Linked DNA regions of Mus musculus: region 1 is linked to region 2. A link is a loop called in an ENCODE intact Hi-C map of the cell type or tissue named here. Cell type or tissue: left cerebral cortex. All regions are shown on one strand. Links, peaks and the distances in the headings refer to the core of each region. The heading gives the core; the rest is flanking DNA.

Evidence for each region. Hi-C counts contacts between places; a loop is a spot of excess contacts. Peaks named below come from ENCODE experiments on the same cell type or tissue, not always from the same donor. Only the 100,000 strongest peaks of a DNase experiment are listed, where the experiment ranks them.
Region 1: a loop joins it to region 2, with 15 times the contacts of the local background. A loop is called at or near these places in 4 of 42 quality-filtered maps.

What each region holds. Positions count from the first base shown.
Region 1 is chrX:136,092,316-136,097,534 of GRCm38, reverse strand. It overlaps a transcript of Nxf3 not described here. Among named protein-coding and RNA genes, the nearest start is that of Nxf3, 9.7 kb to the right of the region's middle. In left cerebral cortex, for the core only: no CTCF peak of the experiment used is centred there; DNase peaks (open chromatin) are centred at 2,897 and 3,559.
Region 2 is chrX:136,622,113-136,627,331 of GRCm38, reverse strand. It overlaps a transcript of Tceal3 not described here. Among named protein-coding and RNA genes, the nearest start is that of n-TAtgc1, 34 kb to the right of the region's middle. In left cerebral cortex, for the core only: a CTCF peak has its summit at 2,230 (motif pointing left); a DNase peak (open chromatin) is centred at 2,238.

The DNA.
Region 1 (5,219 bases), core at 462-4,461, 530 kb after region 2:
TGATGTGATGCAAAAGAATTTATTTTTCCCATTGCTTGCTTGTGTGTGTGTGTGTGTGTGTGTGTGTGTGTGTGTGTGTGTGTGTGTGAAAATACACATGCCTGTTTCAGGGTGTACATGTGGAGATCAAAGACCAGCTTTCCAGGGTCCGTTTCTCTCCCCCTCTCCCCATCTCAGTGGCCCTTTGCTGATTTTTACAGATGTTATTTTCCTTTGTGTCATAATAAAACTGGTTGTTTTTTTGAACAGTCAATGACATTTGAGACAGGTTGTTAGTGGGCTCATTTATTCCTTTTTCTCTAGCTTTTGGGCTTTGTGGCACTATGCCTCCAATTTGCCTCCTTACACAACCTTCTTCCATTCAGTTTGTTACAAGAATAAGAATTGTTGGATTTAAAGATCACCCTAAATCCATCACTTCATGTCAAGTCTTAAATCATACATAGATTCCATTTTCAAAAAGTTTGCATTTACAGGCCCTAGTGATCTAATTCCAGGCCTCTTGTGTCCTAGGCTCTGCCACCAAACTATGCCCTCAGTCCAGGCTTTAATACTTTGTCATTATTACCACATGTGAATGGACCCTTACCATTTTTGTAACAAGTTCATTATTATGTGGACTTTATGGTTGGCATGGATACACATTCAACATATAGTTTTGTCACATAAAGAAGTTTGCAGGGTTGTAAGTAGGGTATTAGCTCTGTACTCTTTTTCTTAAGTTTTCATTTTTCATACAGCATGGACTGGCCTCAAACTTAGTATATAGCCAACAATGGCCTTGAAGTCCTGATATTCCTGTACTCTAGAATTATAAGAACAAACCACTACACCTGACTAATTTCTACCCTTATATAATCACATTCACAAAGTTAAAAAAAATCTGTCCAAATACTTGCAGGAAGAACCCTGCTCAACTCATCTGGCCATGGAAGTCACCATTAAAAATGTCATCAAAGTCATAATAATTATGTCAGGTTGGAACGGTGATGTTCAGGCTGTCCTACAAAATGGAAATACGTCTGTACAATTCTCCTTTCTATGCCTTTACTTGTCTCGAATGAACAATTCACCCTTTAGGTAACTTTAGAAAGCATAGACATTAGAGAAGCTGTGCAGAGTATAGGTGATTGGCAGAACTCTGCCCCCTTTTGATATCACAGCAAGCTCTCAGTACCAAAAATGTTGCTGGGCTTTAAAGTAGAGGAGAATGAGTATTGTCAATATTCACAAAGGTAGTGAAATGCCCTGGGCTTTTGTAGAAATGCTCAGCTATTGACAGTTAACTCGTGCTATTTGTGGTTCCCCTAGGAGTCCAGTGTACTTGGCTAGCTCATCGTCTGTGACTCGAAGACTCATGGCTGGTTGTAGTTCTTTTCTGAAAGATTTTTCCACCCATTATAAAATTTCCCATGGGTATTTCACCTCCTTGAAGCCTCCCTGGTTTTTGTACTACCTGAAGATTGCTTTTAGAATCGTACTTTGATAAAATTCACACAATTCAACAACTCTGTCTTTGTTGATTAGCTGTAATTTCTGTGTAAAAGAAGCATTCTTACATCAGCTATTAGGTTACATGGACAATGATATGCACAGAGGAACACATGGAGTTATTGACTACTTTTAGTATTGTCAGTTTTCAGAATAAAGAGCCCTCTTATTAAACGACCTCCAGTAATTGAGCAGTGACTTTCCTCTGGCTTTCTTTTTCATTTCTTTAAGAATTCATAGGGACTTATATAGATTATGTGTTTTAGTAAACCACCAGAACTATGTTATTTGGTGCTCACATCATTCTGTTTGGCCACTGGGATGGGATCTCAAATATGCAAACCCAATGCCCAATAACTATCTGAGATCATTGACTGCAGTTCAAGTACGTGTTTACTACTGATCAAGTAGGTGTTCTGCACCCTATGAGTGAGAATATGATACCCAGTTCCTAGCATGGTGGAATCATGCTTTTAATGATTTCATTATTTTTATTTTTAAAACTTATGTGATGCCAATCATAAACATATGGTGTATACTAATGAAGTTTCATGCCAAGCAGTGGTAGCACATGCCTTTAATCCCAGCACTTGGGAGGTAGAGGCAGGTGGATTTCTGAGTTTGAGGCCAGCCTGGTCTACAGAGTGAGTTTAAGGACAGCCAGGGCTACACAGAGAAACCCTGTCTGGAAAAACAAAAACCAAAAAAAGAAAAGAAAAACACACTAATAAAGAGTCATTATTTTTCATGCTTCCTACTGTGACAGTTTAGTTTAGACTCACACCTGACAACTGACATAGAGTCATTCCTCTCTCTCTCTCTCTCTCTCTCTCTCTCTCTCTCTCTCTCTCTCTCTCTCTCTCTCTCTCTTTCTCGTAAATAAGGACCTGGACAATCAGTCATCTAGGTAAGATCATGGCAAAGGAACTATGCTTCTACATGTTTCTATAAAGCAGAAGCAGAAGCTAGGCCTGCAGGGTCAAAGCACTCCATTAATTACTCTCGGAGATACAGCTTTATGATCCATAACAAAGATTAGGATTAAAACCACAACCCCTTACAGGATGACACAGAAGATGGAATACCACTATGCATATGTTGAATACAAATTCTATTAAAATGTATACCTTTCTGTGAATGAGACTTTGAAGTAAATGGGAAAACTGAGGGATCAAAAAATGGTGCATTTCGTCAAGAACAGAAACACATTGGGGAACATACTAGGTTGGGAGCATGAAGTGAGGGGTTTTGGTAGGAAGAGGTTGTGGGCTGCTTTTGAGGCTGTTTGAGAGGTATGCTTTGTTCACTGTTCTAATAGCATTGACATTACCTGGGGCTACTTTTCCTTCCATGGTCTATATTTGACTCTGAGCCTCTGTTGCTATGCAACAGCCTGCCTCTGAGCTCAGAGAATGATGCAGGGAAACTGGTCTGGGTAGCTTTGTCTAGAGCATCCTGGAGACCGGATATTAGAGAGTGGGTGGGGGGAATGAGTGGGCAGCGTTGTCAAGGATGTGAGCTTGTTGTATTAATGGGGTTCTTTTTAGAAGAGACCATCTTTGCAATGTGGTCATATTAGCCACTATTATGAGGAACAGAGCAGGAAAGCAGATGGTCAAGGAATAAAATATATGATTTCAATAGCAATGGAAGCTAATATTTATGCTTTTAATACATATAGGAACATACATTATTAAAGTACATATGCTTATGTACTTTAATTATTTTTGTGATTTAGTCTAAGGATTACTGTGAGTTCTAATTTCAAAAACTAAGAATTTTAATCTTTAATAAGGGAGAACCAAAGGAAAAATAAACAAATGACCTTTTATTGGTCAATTCCAAAGTATCTCACTTGGATACTGTAGGAGTGACCGGAAAGAAATAAAGACTCTTGCATCAGTGGTGGTTCTATGGAATTTTCCACCCAGGAGAAACAATCTAATTCTCATCTTTTTTTTTTTAATCTCTAAGCTCCAAGCCTGAATTCTGACCAAGAGACAGAAACCTACCCGTGTAAATGTGTGTCTACAGAGATAGACTTGAGATCCAGGAACGCAGAATACACAGTTTTGTTATGTTCAGCCATAGAAGCACATGCATGTATGTACATACAAGTACACACATGCACCTACCATATCAAAGGCAATTATTTCAGCCTTCTTTCCTCAAAGTCTGCATTTTGTATCCATTTTTAAAAAAACCAACAGGTATATTTTTTGGCAAAAAAATTTCTCCATGAACAAATTTACACCAGTCTTCTGAACCCTTTTTTGAAAAAACTATATATTTTTATCTTTGTGTGCTATTTTTGGCCTTCCAGAGTAAATCTTAGCACAGCACTTTAATTAGTCCAGCTTCTGATGTGTAATCTAGTTCCCCTATATTTGCCCTTGATTCCTGATCATATTGTCTTACTTTTTAAGGTGGTTTAGCAAAAATCCCTCTACATTGTAACTGGGTTTTTTCTTTTTAAATCCATATTTGCCCTCATATTTAAAATTGGGCCTGGCTGTATATTAGAGTTTCTTTCTCCTATGATAACAATAACAAATAAAATGTTTTAACTGCCTTAAACTAACATATAACTACACAGGAACATTTACTTGTGTCAAGCCAATCGTAAATTTGTTCTGTTCAAGTTATTATCTTGATATTTTCTCCGGTAAACTATGATGTAAAGAGTAAGATGGTACTTTTGTGTTAACTTTTCCTGGGGAGAAGCCTACGGCTGTTTAATCACTCCATATAGGGCGCTGACAGCAGATCACCAAACTAGTGATTCCTCCCATCTTGGCAAAACTATGGGCACATCTACAGAGTAGAGATAAACGTTACTTGCAAGAGTGTGGGTGACTCCAGAGCAATTGCATCATCACAAAGTCCTATCCAAACATGGAAGCTACATCTTGCAATTTGTCCCTTAGTTAATCTTCAACTTCCTCTATACTCTAGCACATCTTCACTTGCAACGGGGGTGGGGGGGGTGGGGGGGTGGGGCAGTAGAAGTCAGTAACAGCTGGAATCCCAGGTGAGAGTTCCATGACACCCCCCTCCTCCTTCTACTAGTATCAGTTACCATTATCAATCACATGCCAACCTCAAGATGGTGAGGAGATGATTCTAATATACACAGAGGACAAAAAAGTTTTTACTGTAACAAATGACAGGAACACAATAGGGGCTCTGCTTATTCTATATCATAAGGACACATTTGTACTTGTTCTATAGGAAGGGACCCACAGGCACACACTGAAAATGGTTTGTTTGCTTTAAGTTATCCTTCAACCTGGATATCATCCAAACAGCTGCCCCAGTGACTTTGGTGTTTGTGAAACCCTCACCCCTATCTCCCTCTCTCCTACCCCTGTCATGTGGTAGAGAGGATGAGAAAAACACCAACACCATAAATCTCAGAGATAAGACTGACCTCCTGACCAGAGGGCCAAGTCTAAGCTTTGGAATAATCAACTATCTCTATTTCTCCTCTCTCTATAGTTTGCTGGCTGAAGATTAGATGGAAAACAGATCTTTATGCTGCTACTCAGAATGCTGGCTCTCTGAACAAAACCCAAATTATGAATTTAGTTCCCAGATTTTTCCCATGTCATAAGCAAAAGGTCCTCTTACACAAATACATATCTATAAAGTTACATTGTTTTGTATCACTTCCCTTGTTGATCCTTGCCTGACATGAGGCCTCTGTGAGTAGATTGATATATATTATT
Region 2 (5,219 bases), core at 449-4,448:
ATTAGTAACAATGGAACATAAAGCCAAACTTTAAAATTGACAAAAATGTCTTATGCACCGTACTCTTTTAAAGTGTTGAGTCGTGCAGTGTTCAGAGCAGGCTTTGAAGATGGACAGTGTTGCTAACCCTCACTGTGCACCATAGTTGAAACACCGCGGGCAGTGAGGATAAGGACGGTGCTCAAGGCTGCAGAGTTAGGGAGGAGGAAGGCTTGCATTCACACCCAGGACATTGTGCTCCAGCTCCAGAGGAACTGTCAAAGACTTCTTGTTAAGGGAGAGAGACAATCTGTACAACTGAGCATATGATAGGACACCATTAAAGTAATATTCTAACATTTATATCAACAAGGAACTGTGCCTCATGATTAAAAGAAAATTTGTGACCTTGAAGAGAGAACGTCTGCTTCGGCCAAGAGACCTGAGCTGAACGTGTGGGGTAGGGAGTGTGTGAGAAGAGAAGAATGCTACAGAGAATACAGGCCACTTGTGAAGTTTCAAAGGGTCGGGGTGGGGAGCACCTTTCAGACTGCAAGGCCACATATTTATCCCTCGTCCTTTGTGCTTACTAGGGCAATGACGGATCACCTCTAGTAGAACAGTGTAGGTCTTGCGTTCAACTAATATTGAATTGCTGACAAATGAAAAAAATCCCTACAGATTATTGTATGCATTTTTATCCCGGTGCAGGCAGGACAAAGGTGAAATTATCCATTGGATAGATCCTCTGGATAGATTCAAGGACGTTTGATAGTGGGACAGGCCTAGCATTTTCCTACATAGATATTAACATGCCGAACCATTCAAGGGCAGCCACTAAGCACACCTAGCACCAGTGAGCTTCCCACATCAAGGCATACATGGTCTGTCTTCCCAGGTGGGCACCTGATTTGGGTTTGCTTGGAAGCATGACGTGAAACATCTCTTAGCACACTATGAAAGACCCAAGAACATGAAGCCCTTCCTGACTCTAACGTTGGGAACACAAAGGGTGCCAGAGAGATATGGCTTCCCTACTGTGGCTGTCTGTGTACCCATTAGGCAAGGAAAGCAGGAATGATTTTCATGGTGCCTGCCTTAGATCTAAAGCTCAGCCAGACCCTGTTGCTGTGTCCCAACAGTTAAAAGCCACCAATGCCCCACGGTGTGACCTGCACACAGGGCGTTTCCTCAGCCTGGCCTGGCCTTTATCACAGATAAACAGGCTCAGGCTCATCTCCTGAGATCCTGCTCTTTACCCCTGAAGGGGACCCTCAGCATTCCCAGGTGCACTTTTATCTCAGTACATGTGGGAGGGAGGGAGAGAAACCTCCATTCCAGATGTTTCTGTAATAGTTGCAAAGGATTCCTTTCATTAGTTCAGCACGTCCAGAGAACTCTGGAATTTGGAGGCAAGCTCCAAGCCCATGTCGTTTTACTCAGCTTCCTGGTCACCATGAAACGTGAAAACTTTCTTCTGCTTCACACTTGATGCCTGTATCTAATTTCATTTTATTGTTGTTCTTTATTTTGATTTGAGAGTCCAGCTCAGGCGGGTCTGTAACTTACAGTGCTTTCTCAGGCCCATCTCTAATTGTCAATCTTTCTGTCTCGGTCTCCTAAGTGCTGGGCTTACAGATGTGTGCCACCATTTATGACTTCTTTTTCTCATTTCAATGCGAAGGAAAACATTTTTACAAAAACTAACAAGTGTGCTGAAATGAACCATTTCCTATAATTGCAGTTGTCTGACAACTTCGTACGTATTATTAAAGCAGCTAGCGCCATTTTCTCTTTCCTGGTGTCTCCAGATCTACCAGACATTCACTGTAGGTTGACGCCCCATCCCAGATACCACTGGGTTTACCTTCCACTATCCCACCCTTGGACATTCTTCCTAGGCCTTTGTCCAATCCTTGTCTGCCACCCTTTCTCTAGGACACTATAGACACAGCGGTAGCCAGCATCCTCTTCCTCTACTAAAAACCTCCCTGGAGTCCGGTGCCTGCTACTGTGATAAGCATGATAGAATTATCTCCTGATTTTCATGTATGTGATTTTATGATATGCTTTTACATATACAGTTTCTACCTTCAAAATAATTAGAATCGTGTTTATAAGCTCATTTTAAAAGGTATTTTTTTTCTTATTGTGGATAAGCTTATTTTAAAAGGTATTTTTTTTTTCTGATTATGGAACCTTCTTTGTACCTAGCTGCTATGGGTGGCGCACTTTTGCCACCTGGTGATCAAAACTTAGACTGCAGCAGGAAGCCTGCTGAGCGAAGTGGGAGGGAGGGGCCGAGGTGAATTCTGATCATAGAGCTTTCTGGAAGTCTGAATGGGTAAAGGGAGATAATTCTTTCCCCTGTATAAGACTACTAAAGCCACCAGACGGAGGGTACTTCCTAACAACGTGCTGAGTTGAAGACCATGCCAGAGGAACAAAATTATTGATTTTCATTTTCATGTATGGGTCTGAAGGGAAGAGAGCAAAAATCAAAAGTTAATCCAGGCCACTTGTGGGTTTTGTAACCTCTTTTTGCTTTTATAATGATCCTAGTTGCATATAAATATATTTTAAATACCTATACAATGCAGCTTTTGTTTACAATTTCATATAAACTTGTTACTTCTTTAGAATGAATACCAAGTTTATTTTATCTTTAGTTTTATGATAAAATTTAATTTCTTTACATTTCTAAAATTAAACTGCAGTTTCAGTACCCATGCACATATATAAACAAATACATTCTAAATCACTTTTCTACATTTTTTCCCAAAATGTCCTCTAAAAACTATAAAACGGGTATTATGTATATACTTACAAAATATATTCAGTAACCTAGGGAAGTATGTCAAGAAGAGGAGGTCAATGGTTGGAAGAACACAGGACAGAATCAGATGTACCAGGGTATAGCCAGCTTCTATAAATATTAGTGTTTACATATCACATGTGCATCGGGCTGTCTTTACATGCAAAAGAGTGGTTGTTCCTCTCGCACAGGAGACAAGGTTTTAACAACTTAAAATTATTTTATTTTTGGAGAGTATAATATATCTTTCTCCACTTCCCTTTTATCCCTTCAACCCCTCCCCCACATATCCCTCCTTACTCTTTTTCAAATTCACGACCTCCTTTTGTCATTAATTGTTGTTACATACATATATGTACATACATATATATTAGTAAATACATAAACACAACTTGCTCAATGTTCCTTGTATGTCTATGATTTCAGGGCTGATCATTTGGTGCTGGATAACCAATTGGAATGCTTTTCTCTGGGGAAAACTATTTCTCCCATTCTCAGCATGTTTTAGTTGTCAGTAGTTCTGTGCGTAGGGTTGGGGCCTGATAAATTTTCCCCATCTACTTTAGCGTGTCTGTTACTGTTGTCCTTGCTCAGCTCATGTTTAGGCAGTCATGTTGATAGGAATATTATGGGTGTACCTTAAAGGAGACACAAATCTCACAACAAATTCCCTGCTCCTATGACTCTTACAATCTTCCTGCTCCCTCTTATTAAATGGTCCCTCAACTTTAGGTGTGAGAGTTGTTTTGTAGATATAGCCAGTTGGACTGAACGCCACAACTCTGCATTTTGATTGTCTGTGATTTTCTGTAGTGTTCTCTGTCTGTTGCAAAGAAAGCTTCCTTGATGAGGTGTGAGGACTACTTATCTGTGGGTATAAGGACAAATGTTTAGAATATATTTGGGGATTATGATGGTTTAGTAAAGTGGTGGCTACAGGTTCTCCTCCAAGATTCATGACTTTACTAGCCCTGGGTAGTTGGCTAGGATCACAGTACCAGTCATGGTCTTTCTCTTAATGAGCTGATCTTACGTCCATTTAGAGAGCCAACTTATGAGCACCACTATGGTACCCTTGGGGTTATTGTGCCATGCTGGTCACTGATGTGGTTCACGGGCATCACAGCTGGGTAGGACTGTAGGTTGCTTCCCTCCTTTGAAAGTCTACATGGGGCTTTCTGGTACCATGAAGGCCAGTCCTTAGGGAGGAGGATTTCAAATCTGTTTCTTTTTATGCAAACTAATTTAAAGACTATTTAATATTTAAAGACACGTATAAGTCAGATGTTATGATTCACACCGCTAATTCTGATACTTGGGAAGATGAGGTAGGAAGATCACCACAAGGTTGAGGCCAGTGTGGGCTACAGAATGAGACCTTATTTTAATAACAAAACATCCCCCAACACACTTTTTAAGGATATTTTTCGGTAAATATATATAGCATTGTGCACCACTGGAATAACTTTCAGATACTTCTGTCACCTTGAAAACCCTCATACTTGAGTTGAAACTGGAATGAAAACCCTCATACTTGAGTTGAAACTGGAATGAATATGTGTGTGTGTATTCCATATACATATATGCAGAATATATACATGTATGGAATATATATATATATATATATATATATATATATATATATATATATATATATATATATATATATATGGCAGGTTCCGGTTATGTAGATGTAGCCCAGGATGACACTGAATTCACTCTGTATCAGGACATTGTATTCACTCTGTATCCGGGTTAACCCCAAATCTCTCGCTTTAGTCTATCTCCTGAAAGCAGGGATTACAAGGGGGGACTGTTCTGTCCAACCACAGACGTGCTTTCTCTGGATTCTCCTTTTCTCTTCTGAAACGGACTCAGTATATTTGCTTTGTGTCAGGCTTCCTTCCATTTTGTGATGTTTTCAAGGTTCATATGTATTCTAGAATGTAGGAGGATTTATTTCTTTTTTTAAAGGCTGAATAATATTCTACTGCTTGGAAATTTTACATTTTATTTACCTATTAATTTCTTGGTGGTCTTTAGGTGATTTCAACCTTGGAGATGTTATGAGTAACATTGTTGTACACTTTTGTGTATAAACATATATGTAGATATAGGCCTTGCTTTTTTTGGGTATGGACTTAGAAGTGGAATCTCTGGGCATGTAGTCACTCTGTTTATCTACTTAAGGAATTATTACAAGGCCTTACTGGCCTTAATATACACGAGGAACACAGATTTCATCATCTGTCTTTCTTGAAATTAGACTCTTCTTCAGGGTGTATTGGAAGAATACCACAGGCCCGAAGGATCTTTTTCATTACATCACTTCTAGGAGTATGTGATGCCCATGTGACATCATGAGTAATACTGGCCATTTTCACTTGGTTAATGCCATGCTCGTCTTCAGCGTACAGTAACTGAT